Linked DNA regions of Mus musculus: region 1 is linked to region 2. Evidence: chromatin loops called from intact Hi-C (ENCODE). Cell type or tissue: left cerebral cortex. All regions are shown on one strand. Each heading gives the region's core, and the rest is flanking DNA. Links, peaks and the distances in the headings are about the cores only. Region 1 has its middle 130 kb from the start of Gm36388. Region 2 has its middle 160 kb from the start of Esrrg.

Region 1 (12,600 bases), core at 3,035-11,034, 51 kb before region 2:
ATAAACTTACATTTAATATAATTAACAACAACAACAACAACAACAATAAAGAATTAGGAATAGAACTGAGGGACAGCGTGGTGGTTAAGAGCACTGGCTGCTCTTGCAAAGGACCTGTCTTCCATTCTCAGCACCCACTTGGAAGCTCTCAGACTCTGTAACTCCAATTACAGGGCATCTGACACCCTCTTTTGGCCTCTGTGGGTATTGCAGGCATGTGGTCCACATACATCCATGCAGACAAAATACTCATGCATAAAATAAAAATGACTAAATCATTTTTAAAAAAGAACCCTGAATAATAATGTATTTCTAGGTTACACAGTGAACCTGACCAAACTTGGTTTTGCTGGATCTAGTTCGGGGATAGTTGAGTATCTTCACAGAACATTCTGGAAAATGCTCATCAAAAATGTGTGACTGCATCTGTAGTGGATGGAGCTGTGCTGTAGTTTCAAATGCATTTCATTATGGCAAGATATTACTTCCATATAAAGAACCATGCAGCTTCGTATTTAAAATGCCAATGAAACTCACATATACTTTATGTCAGAATTCTTAAAGATTTATATTTATTTATTATCTTATTTATTGTGGGTATGGATATGGTTGTTTCTGCTACATCACAGGTATGGAAGGTAAAGAACAAACCTCGGAAATGAGTCCTGTCTTCTCACCCCTTGGGTTCTGGAAATGAAGCTCAGGTCCTCTGGCTTGCACTACAAGGGGCCTTATATGGTGAGGCATCTCACCAGCCCTTGCCTCATAATTTTAAAGCATGGTGAAATGAGAAATTATGATGCAATACGTCTCATAAACTAAGGAACAGAGGTGACTATCAGCTGATATTCTGATGTCCAGAGATAATGGTGAAATTAAAAGGAAATTATGGATCTAGAAGATCTTGCTTTACTTCAAGGGGAAGCAAACAGAGTTGAGAGGGACAGTTGTGTCCAGACACAGCAGAGAGGAAAGAAGAAAGGGAAGCAACTCCCAGTAGTGTGTGGTCATTGGCACAAGTAGAAATCCTACTCTCTGCATTTCCTACTATGCTTTGGGAAATGAAAAAAAAAAAAAAAAAAAAAGCCAGCAAGGCATGGAAACCTTGCACTATTGCATTCCTGAGACCGGCCTTGGAAAACAGGGGGTGTGGGTGTCACGTAAATGGCAGCAGCTGCACTCATGCAGAGGCAACTGCTCAGCATATGTAAGTGCGGCTGGAAAATCATTGTCTTGCAGAGAATGCTCGAAATTGGTCCCTAATGGCCTTGGTTTTTGTCATATGGTCTTGATTATAAGGCTAAAATTGCATTGCCATGCCTTTAGTGTGAACGAGATGGATGGATAATTACTACGTGCTCTGAATACCGTGCTGCAGAGGGGAGCCAGGACATCCTCTGGCCACGGTAGCTACCATTTCCACTATCTGTCAGAAGAGCTTCGAGAGGCCAATTCGTCACCATCCTGGTGGGGAGAAATGGAATTGGGCCTTATTTAGTTGGGTGTCCAAACATCCCAACCATATACATATGCAAATTGTGGACACACTTAAGTAGCCAATGGGAGTGCAGTGAGGAAGCATATAAAGTGGGAGGCAGGGTAGGGGGTGGGATTACTGGATATGAGAGGACCACAGGTAAAAGCCAGGACTCCAGAAAGTGCCTGGCTTTGGTCTTATCTATGGGCTTATATTGCTAATGAAGCAACGAGGGAGACCTCGAGGTTCACTTTGAGATGGTGCAGGAAGTTCAAAATTACCAACAGAGCTGTCAAATAAGAAGCATCTATGGAAGACCAGCAATTTCAGACATGCTGAGAAAAAAAAAACAGGGTGCGGGGGAGATGGCTCAGTAGTTAGAAACACTTACCACCCATGGAGAAGGCCCTGCATTGTTCTCTAGCATCCACTGGATGGTTCACAGCTGCCTACAGCCTGTAATTTGAGTCCCAAGGGATCAGACACCCTCTCCTGCCCTCCACAGGTACCAGGCATCGATGTGGCACACATACATATATGTATGCACTCATGCATGCACATAAAATAAAAGTAAGTAAATCATAAAAAGAGAGATTAAAAAAAAAGCAGACTTTTCTGTTTGTGAATATTCCCCTTAATGGGCCTTGCTCCTTGAATAGCCTGTAGGAGCCTCCTAAAGGTGACATAATGATGCTACCAAAGTGCCAGCCACTGTTGTTGCTGAGGATAAATTTCATGACCAATCAGAGGGGAAAACAGATCCCACTTTTCTGAAGTCTAACCTGAGAATGGACATGGATTTGAGAGAGGGTCAGCATCCAAAATCAGCCTATGAAAGCATTGTGATCGTGATATATAATTCGCCACCCAAAAATCAGTGTGAGTAGTGGAAGCACAATGATTGATCAGGTTGGGCCAGTTACATAGCTGTTATGCTAGTCTTGCTTGGTTGTTTTGCTGTTGTGTTGTATTTGAGAGAGAGAGAGAGAGAGAGAGAGAGAGAGAGAGAGAGAGAGAGAGAGAGAGAGAGAGGAAGCCAAAGCATTAAACGGAGGATGAGGCCAGCAAGATGGCACAGATGCCTCAGAACCTCTCAGACCCCAAGCCTGACAACTTGGGTTTGAGCTTGAGCTTCAGGGCTCATCTACATGGTAGGAGAGAACCGAAAGTTAGTTGTCTCTGACCTCTACACATGTGGAATGATGTGTACCACCACATTAATAAAAAATAGAATAATAAAATTAAAAATGAAAGAACTAAGAATGAAGGTTTCTTTGTATGTTAAAGAAAGGGAATATAAAAGGAAGAGCACTATCTGAGCATATGTATACACATGCATGATATATGTGTGTGTGCATATACATGTGCATGTCTGTGTTTATGCATTGTACATGTGTATATATGCACGGATTTATATCCATGAATATATATGTATGCATGTATATGTCTGTATACATATGAGAATGTATATGTATGTATACATGTGTATATGCACATATATATGCCTGTATTCATATGCACATATATTCATGTGTATGCATACAGGATTTATGTGTCTACATGTATATATATGTGTGTGTATGTATATATAAATCTGTATATACATCCACATGTATATTCATGCATATGCATATATATGGCATGTGTATATTAATGCATGTATATATGAATGCATGTATACATATATGTATGCAAGCATTTATACAAGTATATATTCTTTTTGTAAAAAAAGTTTCATAAGGATCAAACAGCAGTAATAGTTGATCTGGCATTCTTAATACAAGCTTTTATTTTATCATATCTGCATAGTGATCCCGTTTGGCTGCACCCATTATTATGCTCCATAGTAGTTAAATCCGGGATTCTGGGGCAATAAGACATAAGGGTTGTACTATCTTGGTGCTGTTTTTAGCTTTCATTTCTATCGAAAGCTGCCAAATTAGTAGCATTTTGTGATTCCCGATTTAGCTCTTAATAAGAAGCAGAGCTAAAAGCAGCCGACCAAGCAGCTGAAGTCTCATCACGAGCCAGAAAGATCAATAAGCTAAAAGAAAAGTATGAAAAGTTTTTGAGTGACAGCTTAAAAATGGAAATTTTAAATATATACCACTGCCTTCTGCTCCATTGTGTAAGGCATAAAGCCCATCTTGGCAGTGCGTTTCTAAGCAGTCCGGAGGCTGGTTTATTCGTCTTTATGTACCATGCTGTAAGCTATGCTCAGAGCTTTATATCTGCAGGCAGGTAATATCAGGAGTAGTGTTACCTGAGCCTAGCATTTCTAGTATTGGGCTATCAACAGGAATGTCACTATTGACATTTGCTGCATTATCTAAGTCCCTGCATAACGTGTGTGCACTACATTTGAGTTTCAGAGTTGGAAGTGCTCTGTGTGCACAAACCCAGGCACAGTGTCTGGTCAAGAGGTACAGTTAGAGAAACTCATGTTTTAGTTTTAAATATTCTCATTGCCTGTGACCGCCAACTTTAAACTTGATTCCATGGTCAGCATTCGGTGAAAGTCTATTTCTGATCATTCATTATATGAAGGTTCCATATTTTAAAAACACATATATCAGAGGTGGAGAGATGGCTCAGCAATTAAAAGCACAGGCTATTCTTCCAGAGGACCTGGGTTCAATTTTCAGCATCCACACAGAGGCTCACAGCAAGCTGTAACTCCAGTTCCAAGGGATCCAATACCCTCTTCTGGCTTCTATGAATATTGCATGTGTGTGGTGTACAGACATATGTACAGGCCAAACTTCCATACATATAAAGTAAAAAATAAATCTCTAAGGAATACATATGTGAGAGTAATAGACCCTATACCTTAAAAACATATATAATAGAAGCACAAATCCAAAATAGATAATGCAATACCTTTTTCTACTTCCTGTAGTCGGAAACTCTTAATGCCTTGCTGATTTTACCCTTAAGCAGATATTTATTTTGTAGGCTTTAGTTGCACTTTTCTTGGATATATTCCCATCTAATTTAGGTAACATGATGAATGTCTTCAATAATTATAAAATAGCCTGTTTCTCTAATAGTAATCATTGCCTGGAATAGCGGGAAATGGTTTCTCAGTAGAAATTGAGCGTATGTTCTATATTCTGTGTTCAAACCCAGCTTCACGGCTTCACGGCGGCAGGAAGCTTGCTCTTCTTCACTGGTTCATGGAGCACTTTTATTTGTGGATTGATTCCGTCATGGGGGATGGTGTTGCCATACACAAGTAAACCTAATTTCTTTTGTTGAAAATCAAGACAGTATTTCAAGACTGTTTGCATTTCACCAGATACACTCTCCTTTATTAAGGCAATAAACAATGAGAAGGCTCTTTCGTCAATTTTACTTCAGAAATCAGAGCACACAGATATATAAATCATGAGTATGATAATTTACTTAAGTGTTCCTAATGTGGTGCAGTATAGGTGTTTTTAGCTAAGTTCTTAGATCATTAAAATTGGAAGTGAATAGTCATGTCTGCTAGGCCATTTCTTCATTTCTTCATTTATTTATTATTAATTGTGTACCAGCCTCATGGAAGCATGCTATCTTATGGGTGACTCTATTTGTCCCTTGATAGTCATGGAGATTGAGAGCCCTACAGATACCCAAATCCCAAGATCCTCAAATGCTTTATATAAATGGCATGCTATTGTCTTTAGATATCTATATATTAAATATTAGATGAACATTGCAGGAATAGTTGTACTGAACTTGTTAGGGAAAATGACAAGAAGTCTGAGAATGTCAGGACAGATTTCTTTTGAGATCTTTTGGTGTGGGATGGGTGGGATCCACAGTTGTAAAACACAAAGGGCAACGGGGCTGATAGTCATGATAAACATGCAATATCTTTATCCTAAAGACATTGTCGGTCAGTATCAAATTTGTGGAAATAATCCTACAATTATAAAAAAAAGTTAACTTCTTGTGGAATGAACAAAAGAAAAATGAAATACATCTTGTGGTGACCAAATATATCTCCGTGGCCTGTGTCTTCTTTCCATTGAGTGTGATACAGAGTTCATTGGCATGGTGGCGTATCCATGGAGCTTCTTTGCATATTGCACTCAAATATCTTAATCTTGGGAATTTGTTGGCTGGTGATGAGAGAGAAATAAATCCAGGTGACATGAAAGGATAGACCGTGTCATAGATTTTTTTTGTTTGTATATTTGTTTTGTTTTTGTTTGTTTGTTTGTTTTTGTCAAATACAAATCTAGACACACTCAGGAGGAAGAAATCTCAACAAGGACTGTCTCCATCAGATTGGTCTTTGGGCATTGGCTTCATTGCTAACTGATGGAGGAGGGCCCAGCCCTCTGTGAACAGTGGCATCCCAGGGCATACAAGCCTGGGCTAGATATGAAAAGCAGCTGAACCACCCAACAAGAGAACACCCTTGTGAGCATAGGTCCTCTGTGGTCTCTGCATCAGTTCCGGCCTTGAGTTCCTGCCTCTGCTTCCCTCCATAAGCACTATGACCTGTAGATTGAGAGAATCCCTTTCCTCCTCCTGTGCTTTGATGGGGGGTCTTTATCATAGCAACAGAAGCCTACCCAGGACAGACAGCTTATGCTCCACAGACACCAGGCACTTCCACTATGCTGAGCCTTATTATATTGTTGAAAAATGAAGCTGTGTAGGTGATGGGCATCGTGGTTTCAACTGAAAGATGCTGTTTCACTAGAATGGTCAGCACATAAGCAAGAGTGATTTCTTACCTAGAAAACAAGAAATCCACAAACTACAAAGAAATTTCGAAGCTCTGCCCCTCGCCAACACCCTTTCAGTTCCTCTCTGGTTTCTGCTGTGCATCCTCAGATTTCACAGTAGGCAACCCAAGGCTCTCACATGTTTGCAGGCAGCGTCTCACGGCTGTGCCAGGAATCATAGATGGGAGCCTCAGTAATGTCTTCTTTATTTTCTTTCATCTCCTCCTAGAAGGAGAGGGCTGAGGTGAGTGTAGCTGCTCGCATCAGCTCAGTGCAGGAAGTGATGAACACACAACTAGGGATGCCCTGGGAAGACAGGACGTGTTCTTTTCCAGTGGTCCACAGATGGCATGGGGAATGATGGTGAAGCTGAGCCCACGATGGACAGACACCTAGTCTGCCCCAAAGCAGAATTGGGAGTACACTGTTTTGTCCACACATACTTCCCTGTAAAAGTTGGTGACACAGTGGCAGAGGAGAGGCAGGGAGCCAGGGACCTGTGAAATCTAGGACGGTTTTTCTTTTCATTATTCTTTATTGCCTCTTTTCTGTGCTAAAATACTCAGCTTTGGTCTGAAAGGAAGCGAAAATCCTTATGCCAAGAGCTTGTAAACTAACGCCCACTTGAACCATCTGGTTTTCTAGCACATACAAGTGATTAAGCCTCAGAACTATGATTGTTAAAATTAAAAACACAACAATCCCAAACACCTCCAAATAGATGCCTTATGCGAGTTTATAAGGGGGAAACATATGATGTTTTATATAGTAAATAATATTGAAAGGTTGAGACAAGCTCCTTCATTTCCTCCCCTCCCTCCCTCTTTCCCTTCCTTCCTCCCTCCCTCCCTTTCTCCTTCCTCTGTCCCTCCCTCCCTCTTCCCCTATCTTCCCTCCCTCCCTCCCTCCCTCCCTCCCTCCTCTTCCTCCCCCTACTTTCCTCCTTCCCTTGTTTCACCCCTCCTCTTGCCTTCTTTTCCTTCCCCCTCTCTCTCCTCCCTCCTTTCTTCTCACTCTTTTCTCCCCACCTCCTTCCACTATAAGTGTTATGGAACGATATGATTTATGCACTTAAAATATGCTGTAGCGCCTACATTTTCAACAACCTGGAATGAGCCCTCGTCTCTACATTCGGTATTATTTTTGCCCTCGATAAAGAAACACGTATGCTCAAATGTATGTGTGTGCCTGCTCATATGCTTGGGTGTCTTAGTTCCTCCCAGAATATATTAAAAGACCAAGGGCTATTTGCAAATTATGAATTCATACTTTTTGTTCATAATGACTGAGGAAAGTCAGGTCAGGGGGAAATTAAATATGTTAAGAGCTCTCATTTTAATTGTATAATATCGATGCTGTCTTTATAGTTAATTTCCTTGACAAGTTGTAGAGCACATGGTTTGGATCTCTCATCCATTTCTTACGTGGAAATGATTCTAAATTGGGACATCTCACTTTGGTGACGTAGCTGAAGGAGAAAATGAAGAAGCACCCTGGGCAGCAGGGCTGTGGAGGTAACGCAGTGTCCTAGTTGGTCATTGTTGGAGTGGGTGCCACACATAGAAAATCTGGGAGGAAATACAGTCTGTATGTGAGGAAGAAATCAGACCTGCTATCTCTAAACTCCCTAATGGTAGCCAGTACTCATCCCTAGATATGTTGTATCTATTGAGGACAGAAAACCATTGGAAGAGTGTTTAGTCATGGAGCTGAGAATTCAGGCATCAAAAGATGTCCGTGTGGTAATCTGTACCCCCACAAGATGGACAGTCTGACGCGCTCCTGCCATTCTTTATGGCCCATACTGTGTCTTTATATAGTGCTTACAGTCCAGATGGCCCATGAGGCCCCTTGGTGCACAGGACTCCAGTCTCTTTGCTTTTGCTGTGCGTAGATTGTTTCCATGGGACAACCCCCTCATGCATGCTTAACGTGTGCTCAGCCACTGGGCTGCACTACACCCTGGGGCGCCAAATGTGTTTTACCATATCTTTCAAATTCAATGCAAGTCTCAGTTGACTAATTGAACAGTAGTGTAGTCATGCTCTCCACTGTCAAAGTCTAGAGGCTTTTGTAGGACATCCGTACTGCTTTGTGTTCTATGGAGAGAGTCCTGTTGATAACCTGGAGATTCTGTTCTGTGCATTTGAAACAGAAAGAGCCCTAAGGATGATACAAACCCGTGCCTTACTGGTTCACATTAGGTTGTGTGTTATATTTGTGGAGTGTATTAAACCTAGGAACAACAGACTCAGGCAGTGAGCTCTCTTGGAGAGTGACCTCAGCTAGTTAAGTAAATGGTAATGAATGGTCCCAGGGTGAAGGGCTCTGGATTTTCTTGTGATGGTGAAGAGTATCCTGGGACTAGCTTTCCTTAGGTCAGTTTACTTTTTCTTAACTGCTCCACACCCAACCCCCAAATATCAGAGTTAGGGCGTGGTAAACTGGTTCTGGATCAAACCTTCAGTCAGAGTCATAGCAACGGAGTATAAAGCCATTGAAAAAACTCATTGAATTCCATCCACTGGCTGAAATGGAGCAGCCACAGAGGCCTCAGAACACAGCACTGGCTGCTTTCTTTTTTCTTTCTTCTTTTTTTCTTCCTTTAGGTCTGGAGTCTAAAGTCATTTTTTAAATGTGAGCGATGCAATTTCTTGTATCTTTCATTTAAAATGCTACTTGGTAAACAGCAGTGCAGATTAGTGTATTTGTAATTTAAATGAAGACCATACATCAAGCCAGAGTCTGCAAAGAAAGGAGGAGTTTAGGGGATGATTCATGTGACCTCTCTGTGTGATCTCCTGCGGAAAATACAAACAGGCGAGGAAAAGTCTAGAAGAAAAGGTCTGTGGGTTTGGGGAGACAGAAGCTGAACTCTTTCTAGAAGTCACTCCCGGTAGCTAAATCTTTGTTTTCTTCAAGCACGCTAATAAATTCTTCCTAATTCATTTTTTATTTTCTCTCAGGGGTCTGCTGGCTGATTTGCTTCAACAAAGGAAGCATCATGTTACACCTTTTAAATAATTGATGGCTCTCAATCTGAGCCAGCTTGAAGGAAATTCTGAAAATAGGAACCAATTGAGCAGCTGCCTCCTTCCTCCCCACAATCCCTCCCTAGCACTCTCTGCTCTTAATGCTTGTTTAAAAAAAAAATGCATTCCCCACCCCTTTTTACCTCCTTGATGGACAGATGATGCCACCCACCACAGTACCTGGTACTCAGTGTCTCTCAATTTTCTTTCACATCATTCTGCTTTCTTAGAGATTACAGGGAGCTGTTTGTTATAAATGGATGTAATTTTTAAAAAGCTCTTAATTAATCAGCAGAAATAATTAGAAAAAACTGCTATGTCATCTTCTGAACCAGAGATGGTTTGTTGGATATATGTGTGTGTGTGTGTGTGTGTGTGTGTGTACACACATTAAAAGTGAGTTTAAAAATTGTCCCTAAGAATCTGCAGAACGGTTTTTCACAAGAATCACATTACCCTGAAAGTGGGGTCAGTGTAGCCTTGCCCATCTCCAGCTGTTCTGGAAGGTTCCAAGGAAATGAGGTGATCTGTGTTTTCCCCCAAGATGGGGAAGAGGCTTCCATCTTATCTCCCTTGTGGTTATTCAAGGTCTGGAAAAGCTACGGGGGCTTTTAGGCCACCATGGTTGGTAGAACATTAGACTAATCCACAGTGATCTTGAGTTCATCTTTCTCAGTCTCTCTGACTCTGTCTCTCTGTCTTTGTCTCTCTCTTACACACACACACACACACACACACACACACACACACACACACACACACACACAGTGGCCTTCTACTTCCTAGGACATGAGAAGGCAGAAGACGTGCTCCATTTCACGTAGACTGCTCAAAACATCTTACTCTGTTGTGAATGGAAGATAGAATTTCCATCCTACTGCTTCCCATGGCTTCTTTAGTCATTCAGTTGTTTGTTTGGTTGGTTTGTTTTTGTTTTTGTTTTTTTCCCTTGATGTTTTGCCTTCTTCCTCTCAGACTTCTACAACTCAGAGATAAAGTGGAAGAGGAATGTTTGACTGTCAGACCCAAGAATTTTGGCTCAGTTATTGAAGAAATCACATACTTTGAAAATTCTCTGACTTCATTTACAAGAGACCTTTCTTTCACTATTAGAAACTGCACCCAAGTTACTTATCTACTTTGTTGAGTTTTGGAGGGAGCCGAGACCAGGAAGGCTGAATTTGGAATACTAAGTTGGACCTCACTTACACTTAGGAGAATTTTCTATTTCTTCTTTCATGGGTAAAGATATATCTTATTACCCACCCTAAAACCAGCTTAGTTACTGACCATGTAGATTATCACATTCATTTTCCATTGTTAGAGATAGTTTCCTGGTGGGGTGGGGGGAATGAAGTCCTTTTTGCTGTATATTCCCAACTAACAGTGGCTCCTGTAGCCAACCTGCATTTGCCAGTATTAACCCTTCTAATGGTGGTCATGGAACTGCCACTTCCCCCTCGCCCCCAATCCCCACCCCTGTCAAATCCTCAATTAACCAAATTGTTCAGACCCACATGAACAATGCCTGACAGGAAGTTTGGGAAGCTGAGACCCTGCAGCCGGCCCCTGCTGTCTTACTCTGTACCCAGTTTCTGTGCAGAGGGAACAGGGAACAACAGGAGCTTCCCCTTTCAGAGCATCTTTGATTGTGCTATTGTGCTGTTCATTTGCTGGTCTTGATGGTCCCTGAACTGATAGCTCAGACCTGAGCGGAAGTAGGTTCCAAGGCTACGTAGCCTAGGGAGATGGGTTTAGTGTGGAGGTTTCCCCAAGGATAAGTACAGGATAAGTACGTTGTCTTCGCCTGTGTTGTTAATGATGCCAGGACTATGATATACTCAGTGCTTTCTCTCTCTCTTTTTTGTTTTTCTTGAATATCCATTCTTATCACAGATTAGGAATTTAGCATCAACTTTTGCTCTCTAGAGGTGAAGTAATACTCTGTCAAAGGAAGTGCCTAGAAAATGCAGAGGCTCCTGCAAAGGGTGGTATAAGGTAAAGGAAGAGATGGTATAAGAAATTCCATTGCCCTGGGGTCAGTGGCTTTGTGGCAGTTTATATCTCTATATGATATAAAAATATTCTGTGGAATTGGGGCAGCAACCATGATGCTTGCTTGATCCCTAACCCTCACATGTCACAGCCAGAGTGGAGTGCTGCTATTCATACTAGGATGGATGTGAAAGTTGTCCCCTGTACAATACACACCCAAGCCACCACATCTGGTTCCCAGAGTTAATTCTTTGTTGTCAGCTTGTACTTCCAATCTCAATAGTTAGCTAGGTACACGAAATTCCCAGTTTATAAAGCTGGTGTGTTCCAGTCTATGTGTTCTTATTGTTTGAGATTCCGGAAACCAACTGAGATACATGGTCATGAGCTTTCTAGGTTACCCACAGAATGAGTGGTAGTGAGTGTTCTAGGTTACCCACAAGATGGGTAATAGTGAGTATTCTAGGTTATCCACAGAGTGAGTGGTACTGTGTGTTCTAGGTTACCCACAGAATGAATGGTCATGTGAGTGTTCTAGGTTACCCACAAGATGAGTGTAGTGAGTGTTCTAGGTTACCCACAGAATGAGTGGTCATGTGAGTGTTCTAGGTTACCCACAAGATGAGTGTAGTGAGTGTTCTAGGTTACCCACAGAATGAGTGGTCATGTGAGTGTTCTAGGTTACCCACAGAATGAGTGGTCATGTGAGTGTTCTAGGTTACCCACAAGATGAGTGTAGTGAGTGTTCTAGGTTACCCACAGAATGAGTAGTCATGTGAGTGTTTTAGGTTACCCACAAGATGAGTAGTAGTGAGTGTTCTAGGTTACCCGCAGAATGAGTGGTCATGAGCATTCTAGGTTAGCCACAGAAATCTTCTCCCTCACTGATTTTCTCACTAATTTTCTCTCATAGTTTTTGAGGCATGGGAGCATTTAGCTCAGGCTGGCCTTGAATTTGCTTTATAGCTGACTATGACCTTGAAAGTTGGAGCCTCTTGCATCCACCTTCTGAGTACTGGGATTGCAGCCTTGTGCCACCACGCCCAGATTATGTGGTAATGAGAATGGAAACCCATCTCTCTATGTATGATAGGCAAATACTCTACTCATCGAGCTACACCCCTAGTCTCTGGAACTGAAATTCCAAAAATTGTTTTTACTATCCTTCAATATATTATTCACATTTTTATTACGAAATTGTTCATCTTGCTTAATTATCACCCCTCAATCCAGGATTTATTTGGGGGAATTAAAGTTCATTTTATTAAGTAGCTATCATATAAGGTACAGGAGTTAATACCACACCTTTCGGTCTGTCATCTTTTCTCACTGAGAGACCTTGTGTACATGGAATCCAAGAACTGGTTCCCAA
Region 2 (12,600 bases), core at 1,937-9,936:
AGCCCAAAAGCTTTCCAAATACTTCCCCTGGCTAGAAAGAAATTGAGTAAAGGGCTTTATTTGCTACCAGCAGCCTTGATTTGACACTCTACTCTCAGAAAAATCAGATCGGGTTTGCCTCTCCAGGGAAAGAGGAACTATTTTATGAAATACAACTAGAATGAATATCTGCCTAAAGATAATTTATGGAACATATTTTCTGTATGGGATGGGTGTTCACATCAGCCTAATTTATGTGATATATCCTAGCCATTGAAAGATATGAGTATAGGGGGGTTAAAACAAGTGTAGAGAACATAGCTGTACCAGGCTTTGGAAAGATGTACACACACACACACACACACACACACACACACACACACACACACACACACTTACTTTTTTTTTTTAATTCATGAGGACTTCAGCTGGTGGAGAATTGTGGTGGATAAAACAGACTAAAAATAAATAGCTGTATACTACTTCATTAAGCGGCTGTGTGGAGTGATTTTCCCATTGATTAGTCTCAGGGCTAATGCTGGTTCATTCCTCATTTCTTTGCTAATTAACATCCGCGCTGTTCCTGACCACTTGACCGCGTTCTCTGGTGAACATGCGCTGGCTTGGAAAGTAATTGCTCTCTTTTTTTTCCTCCCTCCCCCACCTGCTTTCCTAATCCCCAGCTTCTTCTTTTTCCTTCTTCCTAAAAAATGTTAAGGTAGGAAGGAGAGAAGATGGACTTGCCGTGGTACCCAAGAGAGATAAACACAGCCCCACACCCAGGCACTTGATGGAGGGGCTGGGTAAATACAGATGACTTGCCCAGGTTACCATAAGAACTGGCTAGCTTGCTTCGTTTTGCATTTGTCTAGTTGATTTCAGGCTCTTACAGAATATTTACAGGACAAATGGCCTGACTCAGGGAGTTATGACCAAAGACCTTTAATAGAGAAAGTGAGCATTGGCGTCAAGGCATCTCTTTTTGAAGGCTGTGTACCTTTTGGTTCCTGAGTCTGTGAAATGGAATTTCCTGCCAGGTTGCAGTTTGCTGATTTCACCCAAGTTAGAGCTTTTGTGCGGGGGTGGGGATGGGGGGGTGATCCACAGTCAAGCAGAATGTAGGTTATTGTCGGAGCAGAATACTCAATGTGGCAAACTGGGATTAGCGTTGGGAAACACCCACAGTAGAAACATAATGAAAATCACTCACTTCTGTCTCAGGGCAGTATGGGTAGAACCTGAGGCCAGTGTGCATTTTGGGAAAGGCTTTTCCAACTCAGTCTAATGACCCATGGCTTTGAGTCAGTTCAAAAGCATAGAGTCTCTTTTAATCGGATCAAACATCATGCTGCCTGAGAGAACAATATGAAATTCATTTTTATTTTATTTTATTTTTTTTGCAGTATGGTACACTATGTCTCTGAGCTAATCAAGGTGGGCTCTTCCTTCAAACTCATCTTTTAGAGGTAATCATAGACAGGGGTAGTTACGCTTCCTTATCTTTCCAGGATACGTTCTGGCCTTATAATGTTTTCTAACAGGCCTTTTAGAATACTTCTCTTACCTCTGTGTTGAAATCTTACTTCTGTAAGACCATAAAGTCCATTGTGCTCCTTTGGCCTTCCACTGAAGGCCAGTGCATGAACTGTGCCTAGGACATTAAATCCCTCACTGAATGAATGGAGAAGCATCTAAAACATGACGCTATGCCTCCCCCCCCTTATTCTGTCTTTAATTTTATTGTCACCTTCGAGATTCATACTTACTTGCAGTTACTCAAAGGAGCCTAATAGTATATTAGATACTCTCTTGAATTGTTGACAAGCTATCACCCCCCCCACCACCACCATCCTCAGTGTGTTCGAGTGTGTATGTGTTTGTGTACATTTCTGTGCCACAGTGGTCATGTGGAAGTCACAGAACAACTCATGACTATCCATTTACTTCTTCTATTAGCTGGGTTCTGAATTTGGAACTCAGGTCATCTTGGTGGCAAGGACCTTTATGTGATGACCTCTCAAACTGGCCTCAATGTCTTAATTTTGATTTTAATCTGATCTGTAGTGAATGTAATTATTGCTGATCATTGAGAGAGGGCTCAGATCTGAGGTGTACACAGCAAGTTCTCTAACTTCAAGAGGTGCATTTAGTTGTCCAATCCTCTATTTACACTATGGTTTGTCCTGGCAAATGGTTTGCTAGTGTGTGGAACTGAAAGAAGAAACTACCAGGAAACATTTTAGATAGCAAGAACCCAAACTCGGGAGCTAGATGCATCTGTTAGGAAATGATAGAAAAAAAAATGTGTTTGCAGATTCATCTGAGCACCAGACTTTGAGTCAAGTTAGCTGTATAGCTAAGGAATTTGAACTTTATTCTTGTGTGCAGGAACTGAATATAGTTAATGGTTGATCTTTGAGAAGATCAGCCTAAAAGGTGGTGACTCTGGCCATCTGAGAAAACAGCAGAACCAGGGCAGGGAGGAGCCAGGCTTTGTTTGTGGTTCCAGAGGTGGGCGTGGCAGGGTGGGTGGTAATGAGGCAGAATTACTTCATTCAGAAGTGCTGGCTGCAATGTGCGGTCTCTAATGGCCAAGCATGGATGAAGGATGGAGAAAGGGCTGAGTTTCTTGCTATAGATCATCGTGAGATTGCTCTGCCTTGACTAGATTCAGTCTCTCTCCATGGTCTCCTATCCCACTGATGTAATTTGGTTCAGGAAGAATGCAAGAGGCTTGCTTTGTGCAACCCGAGGTCCTCTGACTCCACCCCACCCTTCAATGTCTGTTGTAGCTGAGAAAAGGAGAACTATTATCAGAACTTTAAGTACCATAGCTAATCTCCAAGAAGAAGCTCTCTGGTAAGTATGTTTTCTGCTTCTGATGGAGGTAATGTGTGCTGCCTCTTAGGACAGAAGGGGATGTTCCTCATAAAAATAGAAGGTTTGGGGGTCTGATAATCAGAAAGTATGACCCTTCACCTTTGCCAGATGCAGCTCCAGTCAAGAGGCTGCCTGCTTTGTGCCCACACTGATCATGAAATTTACTGTAAGATATCATTTTGGGAGGACAGGGTTTAAATTACACTTGAGGTTTTTTGAGTGCCAGAAGAAACTGCTAAATATTTTCGGGTTCATAAATTACATGAAAACTCCAAATAAAATACCTTATTATGAAGAGTCCACTGATTTAAAAGTAGGTTCAAAACGAAGGGCACCTCTTATACCTTTAACATCTCTTTATTTCTTTTAACATCTTTTTCTTATGCCCCCTAAAGAATAATGGTCTTTATAAACAAACAAGAAGAGATTAAGATGCGTGTGGGGGGGAGGGGGTGGGGAGTTGAAGAGATGGCTCAGCAGTTAAAAGCACTGACTGCTTTTCCAGAAGTCCTGCATTCAATTCCCAGCAACCACATGGTGGCTCACAACCATCTCTAATGGGATTCGATGCCCTCTTCTGGTGTGTTTGAAGAGAGCTACTATATGTGTGTGTGTGTGTGTGTGTGTGTGTGTGTGTGTGTGTGTGTGTGTGTATGTGCTCTTTAAAAAAGAGATTAAGATGGAAATTTACTGAGAATTTGTCTCCAATTAGCTCATGTGTGGCTGTCCTCATGTGTCTTTCTGCTCCTGAATGGAAAGTGATGAAGATAAGGAAGTGGCTGGGGGCTAGACCAAAGCGGACATCTCATGGTCACAGTTGAGTCATGCAAGATGTGCCAGTCTAGACCAAAGCAGGGTCACACATGGTCACAGTAAAGCCATGAAGGATGTGCCAGCCTAGACCAAAGTAGGGAGTCTCACCCATGATCATAGTAGATCTCTACAGGATAACACATACTCTGTACATGCAAATGCATGTCAGGAGAAATTTTCTTTCTGAGATTCTGAAAAAACTATAATTTATTAGCTGAGCATAATGGAGAGATCAGCCATAGGATTGATTGGAATAAGCCGCGCCGTTTTGCTAAAAATCTATTTACTTGTTGAGCTTTTAAGTGATGAAAGGATTAAGAGAATAAAAAAAATCTAATAAAGATACCAGTGGAGCATTTTGTAAAATTTGCATGTGAATTTATAACATTATAATCTGTCTGCAGACAGCCTTGTTAGGCAGAAGGGAAGAACTGTACCATTCACATAGGCATAAAAAATGCAACAGCAGAGTTCCCGGCCAGGAAACCTTTTTTCCATATGGGCATCCATATGCTTTATCTTGAAATCCATATTTTTGGCCTTGATACCCATATGTTCGCTTTTGCCCAAATAAGACTGTGTAATCATCCTTTATTGTTTCTTTTTTCCTAGAAAGTTACAACTCTAAGGTTTAAGGGTAGAAAGTAGGAGTAACTGGACGTTTTGTGTACAAGGACACAGATTTGTAAAGGAAGTCATGAGAAAGACACACACAGTTTTGTGTGTTTGTTTATATTGTGTGCATGGATGCATATTAATTTTCAGTACTTGGTTGATGGTTAGTGTTATCTTCAACTTAACAAAATCTATATTTAACTCAAATATCAGCATCTGGACATGTCTGTGGAGGAATCATCTTGATTATATTGAAATGAGAAGACCCACCCACTGTGAGTGGCACCATTCCCTAGACAGGGAATGCTGAAGTATACCCACTATGGGTGGCACCATTCCCTAGACATGTACCCACTGTGGGTAGAACCATTCCCTAGGCAGGGGATTCTGGAGTGTACAAGAGTGGAGAAATCTAGCTAAGCACCAGCATGTATGCAGTTGTTATTCTCTTGTGGTTACAGAAGTGGCTTCTTCAAACTGCTGCTGCGTTGACTTCTTCACCATGGTGGACCGTAACCCACAATTGTGAGTGAAAATAAACTCTTCCTCCCTTAAGTTGTTTTTTATCATAGCAATAGAAAAAGAAACTGAGACATTTTGTTCATGTTTATGTAGTCAAGATAAGACATCTACAAGTTGAGTTCCAGACCACAGGCTGTCTGTTCCAGTTTGACCCTTCCATATGTCTGATTGGGCAATGAAAGACACTTTCAGAGTCAGGCAGTGAATGAATATATTCTCCTTTACAGTGGGATTTCCCAGAAAGCACCTGCTGTACTGGGTTTTATTTCAAGCCCAACAAGAGAAGATATAGGGGTCATATAACTAATTATGCAGTAATTGTCCAGCTACCTAGAAGACTCCCCTTGAAGATCACTTGGTTCTTAAGAAGAAAACCGTACTTGTATTTGGTTGCTTATACACCCCCAATCCCTATGTAGCTTCTGGCTGGATTTTAGTGGAAGGTTTTTAGGCTTATTAGCAGATAGATAATTTTCACAAGGTGAAGATCATGTAACTTAAGAATTCCCCAAACTATCAACTATTTCCTGTACCATCAGTTTTTAACACAGTGATAAAAGCGACTTTCCACAATTGGCCTACGAGGCTGTCTCCACATCAGACTTGAGTGTTGTCAAATGATAAATAACACTTCTATTTCCCTTTTACTTTCTATCCACAATAAAATAACTATTCGCTTTGCATAATCTTACTTGAATTCACAGGGGCCTTCCTCCTGCTTTATTAGGAATTGATGTATCGGGGAAGCAAGGCCAATGGATGAATGGGTTGCCCTAACACAGTCTAAAGCATTGAAAGCATTGAATACCTGCTTTATGGAACTGTCTAAAACTGAAGTCACCAGTACTGCCTATTGATTCCTGACACCATTTCCATTGCTATCTGGTAATTTAGATGTACAGCAGAGGATATTGCACCATAGGTCAGCACAGGTAGCCACAATAGAGAAATTCCTTTTGGAAATAGTTTGTTTGACTTTATTTCATTGGAGATTTTTACTGTCAGCCACTTTATATCTGTCTTGTCCTTATGGCCTGGCAAGGTCAGTCGTGGGTGTCCATGATCTGTCAGCCTCAGGACCTTTGATTGACAGACTGCTGAGTTGCTCTCTGCAGAGGAAAGCTACTGTAGTGTGCCTAGCACGTGCAAAAGCCCTCTGCAAAGACCATTGCCCAGAACCTTGGGCTTGAAACTGGTGCTTCATCAGCCTTCTCAGAAGCAGTCGGTGGGAGCCCTGTGTCAGGGCCACCTCCGTTGGATGTCTGTCAGTGTAGAGAGTCAGCATTTTGACTCCCCTCCCTCCAAACTACAAAGCTGTCAGCAATTCGCTTATTACATTCCTAGAGAAACCCGCTGAGATGAAGCTATGGCTGCTCAGGGTGTAACTTCCCTAGGTAGCAGGGGAAAAGTTAAGTGGTCAGTTTTGAAACTTAAATTCTCTCTCTCTGGCCTTTTGTTGTTCTTCCTTGGAGGGGAGTGCTAGGGAGAGATTATTTTAGGATCCCTCGGGTGGCTTTTCATTCCTCTTCTATTCTCTGCAGCATGACCTCACTGCATTAGCGCTGCCGTCTCCCTCTGATGGAATCCAGTTTCCTTTCCATTCACAGTGGCTGAGGATCATATCTCTGATCCACTTAGAAACACAGTGAGCTGGGCCCTGGAGAATGTGCCCGCTCCTTCAGCTCCTCTATTGATCTCCGGAGCTCTATTTCTGGCTCTCTATTCACACCCTCATTTGCCACCCTCTTGTTGTTCCTCCGAGGGGCAGATGTTAAGTTGGGCGCTAGGAACTAACTGCAGAATATTTCTTTGGTTCTGCAGAGCTGAGGTTTTTATGTGGGCATTCATGAGTGTCTGTGTGCATCCCACAGTCCTGAGAGCAAAATACAGAACAGTAGAAATACAGTGAATTCATTTTGCCAGGCTTCCTGAAGGAAAAGTACTTTCAAAAAGTAGACCTTAATACTGTCATCAACACACTGAGACTTATTATGTTGTATAAATATGAAGACCATGAATAAATATCACCAAGAAATAAGCCAAAAAGTCTCTGAATTTAGTGGATTATCCCTATTGAAACTTGTCTTCCTGGAGAAGAGCAAACTGTTCGAGGTTTTTAAGAGCAAGCAGCTGCTATGAGTGTGGAGATAATACGTTTCTTATGAAGTGTTAGGAAATCGGAAATAAAGGATGCCCAGAATTGGATTAGAAATTTAAGTAGCTGTAATAATAAATTGTTGCCACGAGAAAAAGCCCCTAAATTAGAGGAGAGTGGCCGCCTTTCTCGGTAAGAGGAAGTGTGGAAAGCCCTTCTTGAAATGGAAGTAAAATCAGGGAGAATTGCATTGTTGCAGACTAATCTGATGAAAGGACCCCAGCAAACTGTGATCACCCAGTTAATAAAGCCTAGAGCTTTTTTGGGGAGACAAAATTAGTTGTTTAGTGTTAAAAAAAAATCAATTACAAATTGGGTTGTCTTCTTTAACCAGTCAGACAGAGAAGCCACCATGATGATGATACTCGTGAAGTCGACCAGATGCCTCACAGTGACTACTTTATTCTGTTTTTAAAAAGTATTAAATAGATACCACAACCACTTTGTAATGTGCAAAACTTTACTTGCTACGGCTCTGATGGAACCGTATCATGTTTTGATATAATACGTCTGTGGCGAGATGTGAATGAAGGTAGGTGTGTCTTTTTTGAGAGAGTTCAGCAGGGAAGAGTCCCTTGTGGCTTATTTGAAGAGGGAAATCTAGGCGATCATAAGAAAGGGGTGGAGAACATTCTGCATGAAGCACAACTGTACAGCGCATGTGGGTAGAGTGTGTGGGTAGGCGAGTTTTGTGTTGGAATTGGAAACGCAGGGTGGGTTCCCCAAAGAGCTGTGGTTCCTATGCTCTTAATTTGTTCTTAAAATCATAGTTTAAGTAAAGTAATTCCAAGAGCTTAACAAGCACACCTTAGACATTATCTCTGTATAAAACTAATGTCCTGTTTATTGATCACGAGTCAATCTACTCATATTTTCCTGACCTAAATCAGATATTTACAAGGATAGGCAATCTTTGGATCATGAGGCTTGTGTGCTGCCACTTCTAGTTCAACAAGTTCCTGGAAGCTAAGAAGGAAGAAATGTGAGAGGTGGCAGTTGGCTACTTTAGGAAAATTTACTTTTTCTAAACTGGCATGTAGCTGAAAAGACCTGCAGGCTACTGCTGCTGCCATGCAGGGTACTGCTGCTGCCATGCAGGGTACTGCTGCTGCCATGCAGGGTACTGCTGCTGCCATGCAGGGTACTGCTGATGTCACGGGTCCAGGTGGCCCATGCAAAGCCTAGATTTTGGGATGGTCTGGAGCTGAGTTTGAATCTGTACTTTCTAACTCAGTGATGTCAGGCACTGCAGGTGACACTTGTATCTAGGTCCTCAGTTTTCAAATCTGAAAAAAAAAAACAATGGGGCTACTCGTGACTTCATGAAGAATGTAAAAACCAGTCTCAAGATGTAGTAGATAAACGTCAGGTTGGTTGATATGGAGGAAGGAGAAGGATTCATGTTATGCGTAGCTGGCTGGCCATTCACACAGAGGTTAGCCATCCTGGGCGTACTGGGAATTCAAAATAATTATGAACTAATAAATATATTCAGAAATCTATAATGCTGGCTTATTGATGAGGCAGAGGTCAAGGAACCAGAATCAGGCCACAGACAGCGAGACAGACTCTCTAGGAAGGCATTTATTTAGGAACAGAACATAGGCTTGCCTTTAAGGACACAGTAAGGGTAAATGGGTGGAGAGAAATGGCATTGGGACAGCAATGGATGAGAGAAAGGGCCCGTGGGAAGGGCCTAGGGCATAGTGGGAAGTCCAAGTGAGGAGAAGAGTGGCTGGGGAGGGGAGTTTCCTCCACAGAGCCTTACTCAGAAGCTTGGAGATCCAAGTTAGAGGTGGAGAAGATGAAACTGCTCAAGTTAATGCTGCCCTCTGTCCTACCTGCCCCTCACGCCCCTTTTTGCCAAGTCCCCTTTGTCCAGACAACCTTGATGGCTCATCTGAGCATCTGCCTAATGGTACCTGTGTGCGCATCTATGTATCTGCATAGATTAACATCCTTTGCATGCGTTGTACAACATAGGTTCACATGCTCTGTAGATTATAGTTACCATGTATTTTAATGAACGATTAATTGGGCACATATTTAATGGATGCATAGATTTTTCTTCTCGTGTTTAGATAAATAAACCTCTTCTCTTTCTTGTACCCAGCATCCTCCTCTGAACCACATACCATGTCCTTACTTCTTCCCCCCACTTGTAGTAGGTAACTCTCTCTCTGTGTGTACACATGTGTGTGCAAATGTGTCATTTCTATATATACTTATACACATATCTGAATGGGGAAGGGAGAGGCTGACATGTATCAGGTCCCCAGGCCCCTGGTACTATGGGACCTGGAGTCCATTAATTTGGCTAGTCTGGCTGGCCAGGGAGCCCTAGGCCTCTTGTGTCTACCTCTCCAGATCACATCTCACTATACCTGGCTTTTTAAAGGGATTTGGGGGTCAAACTCAAATCTTTGTGCCTTCATGCTAAACACTTCACCAACTAAGCTGACTCACTAGCCTGTAGCAGAATTTTCAAATGGAGTGGTTGATCTTCCTTCTTTTTGAGGGGAAAGGACCAGCTGAACACAACCTATATGACTCTACCCCATTTCCTGCAGCTCAAAACCAAAACCTGTGGCCTGTGGCCAATCTCTTTCTTGACTGCCCAACTGTACAGCTATCGTTTATATCAATAAAAACAATTAACTTGCTACAGGATGACTCATACGCCATAACAGCAGATACAAGCTTTCATATAGTCAGAAAAGAGATCAGGATAGAGAGCAGAGAGTCAATCTTCAAACATGTCCAACCAGGAGAATAATGTCCAATTTTTAATTCTGATTCTTGGAGGAAGGTTCCAAATGAGAGTGCCCCAGACTGAAGAAAACAAAGACAACAAGTCCGGATTCTGCAGACCTAAGCAGCAAAGGCATTAGTAGTGCGTGGGATGCCCTTATGACTGTTGCACAGACTGATCTCAGAGAAGCTCGGGGAAGTTTCCAGAAGCCATTTCATACTCAGGCCAGGGCAGGGAAGTAGATATTTAAGTAGAGATAAAGTTACCAATGGCTGGTGCAACGTTTGGGTGTACAAAAATGAATTAGACTTTGTCGGCTATTGAATGTAGCACTTGCTCCGCTGCCTGTCTTTTTGGCATGAGCGTCTGTAGGGCAGCGGGCTGCAATCTTCCTATATAGCCATTAAGCCACAGCTTTATATTTCTGTCCTAACCCAAATTGACAATCCTAGTTTCCCTCAGCAGAGCTTTAGACGATTTGCTGATGATACTCTGGAATATTTTTCTCACAAGAAAGTAAAATTTTAGGGCAATGTAGTCAACAAGGCAAGAACTTGGATCACGGAGATTTATAAAGACATTGTAACTTTTAAATGCGTACTTTCCTTCTAAAGGACTATGGAGGGGATTTAAAATATGGCTATTTAATTTTTAAAAATTACATAAATTAAGTGAACAGCCCATTAGCGGGATGCCATCGGGATCACATGGCCAATTCAGATCGAGTTATATTAGCTTGCCTGCCAGATTTGAATAAGAATTAAGAAATTACTATTCTGTAGTAGTGTCAGCCATTGATCCTTATTTCCACTGATATTCTTCACAGTAACTACCTGGAACTGACTGTGCCCCTCTATGTGCATGATGCTCCTGGGGGGGCGGGGTGGACTGGCAGCCAGCAGCCCATTAACTTGCCTTGGATGGAGCCTCGGACTACGGGGACCTTTTGTTGAAACAGGAAACTGAGACTCATTGGGCATGAGCGGGTATGGAGCTCACCATTTTGTCCACGCTGCTCTGCTGAGCTTCCAGGCTTCTCTCCTTCCCTTTGGTCACCACTGACCCCCCCTTCTACAAGCAGTGTGTGGAAACTCTGTTAAGCAGATGGATCATGACAGTTATGTTGGTCAGAGCACCTCAGAAACACACTGAGAAGTTAGCATGCCTATGGGGCAGCGATTCTCTTAGCAGGGTCTTCACACTCCGAATGCTTTAAGGGAAGAAGGAGGCTGATGTCCCTCAGCACTGGCTGCTGCTCTTAGCATCGTTTTCATTTGGACAGTGATTTCAAACGTGTGACTTTCTTAAAAAAAAAAATCCTAAAAATATAAACGTGTATTCCTGCCTCTTGGACTCTGACAGCTGACAGATTGTGAGAACGATTAGATGTCTTATGATTAGATGTCTAGAGATAGATGCATGGTCTGTTTCGGAGGTGTTACAGCCTCCTGTGACTCGAGGAGCTGTTCCTCAGCCTTTGCTTTGTTTCCCTGGCTCAAGGCCTGCCCCCTTCCAGCCACTCTCACCACTGGGAACGATCATCGTGTTCCCAGCTCCTGCTGAAAGCTAACCGTCTCTCTAGGTCATCTAGAGAGCCTCATAGCCTGGCTTCTCTAGGTTGGACAATGTCATTCTCCTGTCATTCCATTTTAGTAGCCTTGCTGGGACTGGCGCTGACTTCAGTTTGTTCTAGAATGTTCTAGAATGTACTAGAATGTTGCTGTGTACATCCATGGCAGTGGGATTTGCATGGTTTCCTTCTATCAAAAATCCTTGCCCAGGCCCTGGAGGGATGGTGGCTCAGTGGTAAAGAGTTTGCACTACTCTTGAGGGGATGCAAGGTCAATTCCCAGTCCCAAATCTGGTGGCTTATACCTGCCTATAGGTCTAGCTTCAGGGAGATCTAATGCTTCTGGTCTCTGTGGCACACATACACACACACACACACACACACACACACACACACACACACACACACACACAGAGAGAGAGAGAGAGAGAGAGAGAGAGAGAGAGAGAGAGAGAGAGAGAGGTGTTTCCTACCCTACCTACACACATATACAGAACTAAAAATAAGATTATCAGTCTGGGGAGCCAGCAGCAGCGGTTAGGGACTCTTACAGAGGAGCCCAGTCTGTTTCTCATCGCCTACATGGAGGCTCACAACCATTTATAACTCTAGTTCTGCGGTACTCAGCCCTAACACTTTATCCTGACTTCTGTGAGTACCAGACACCACAGAATGTACACAAACATACACGCAGGCAGAACACTTATCCACATAAAAATAAATAAATCTAAAACAACAACAACAACAAAACCAACCCAAATCTTAAAAACAAAACCCTTAGGTATTCTACAGCTAGGAGTTAGTTGTGATCATAACCTTGACTGGGTTAAGTATCTCCAGGAGAGCACAACCCAGGGTTTTGTCTGTGGGGGCCATGGAGGAAGACCCACCTTGAATGTGGGCGGGGGACCATTTGCAGGGGCTAGAGGATGTTGTATGGAAGCAAACAGGGCAAGGAAAACTGCCTTGCACAAGCATTCTGTGTCTGCTTCCTGGCCACCAGGAGGCAAGCTGCTCTGCCCTGCTGCCTGTGGGTCATGTGGATTGAAACCTCTGACACCAGGAGACAAAGCAGAGCCTCCTTCTCCTAAGGGGCTCATGCCAGACATTCTCACAACAGTGGTGACATCACTCACATGAAGTCTCTGAATGCAAGGTTCCTCCTCCCAAAGCACTCGCCTCTATTTCAGTGGCGTCCTGATTTGTCATCGGAGGAGCTGGAAAGACGGCTCAGTGGGAACGTCATTTGCCCCTCAAATGTAATGACCTGAGTTTGAATCCCCGGAATCCACACACAGCTGGATATGGTAGCAT

What was found. Hi-C counts contacts between places; a loop is a spot of excess contacts. Peaks named below come from ENCODE experiments on the same cell type or tissue, not always from the same donor. Only the 100,000 strongest peaks of a DNase experiment are listed, where the experiment ranks them.
Region 1: a loop joins it to region 2, with 7 times the contacts of the local background. A loop is called at or near these places in 2 of 42 quality-filtered maps.

Annotation. Positions count from the first base shown.
Region 1 is chr1:187,778,613-187,791,212 of GRCm38, forward strand. It overlaps a transcript of Esrrg not described here. Among named protein-coding and RNA genes, the nearest start is that of Gm36388, 130 kb to the left of the region's middle. In left cerebral cortex, for the core only: a CTCF peak has its summit at 4,205 (motif pointing left); DNase peaks (open chromatin) are centred at 3,434, 3,487, 6,798, 7,303 and 1 more place.
Region 2 is chr1:187,830,584-187,843,183 of GRCm38, forward strand. It overlaps a transcript of Esrrg not described here. Among named protein-coding and RNA genes, the nearest start is that of Esrrg, 160 kb to the right of the region's middle. In left cerebral cortex, for the core only: no CTCF peak of the experiment used is centred there; DNase peaks (open chromatin) are centred at 4,180 and 6,562; H3K27ac peaks cover 619 bases.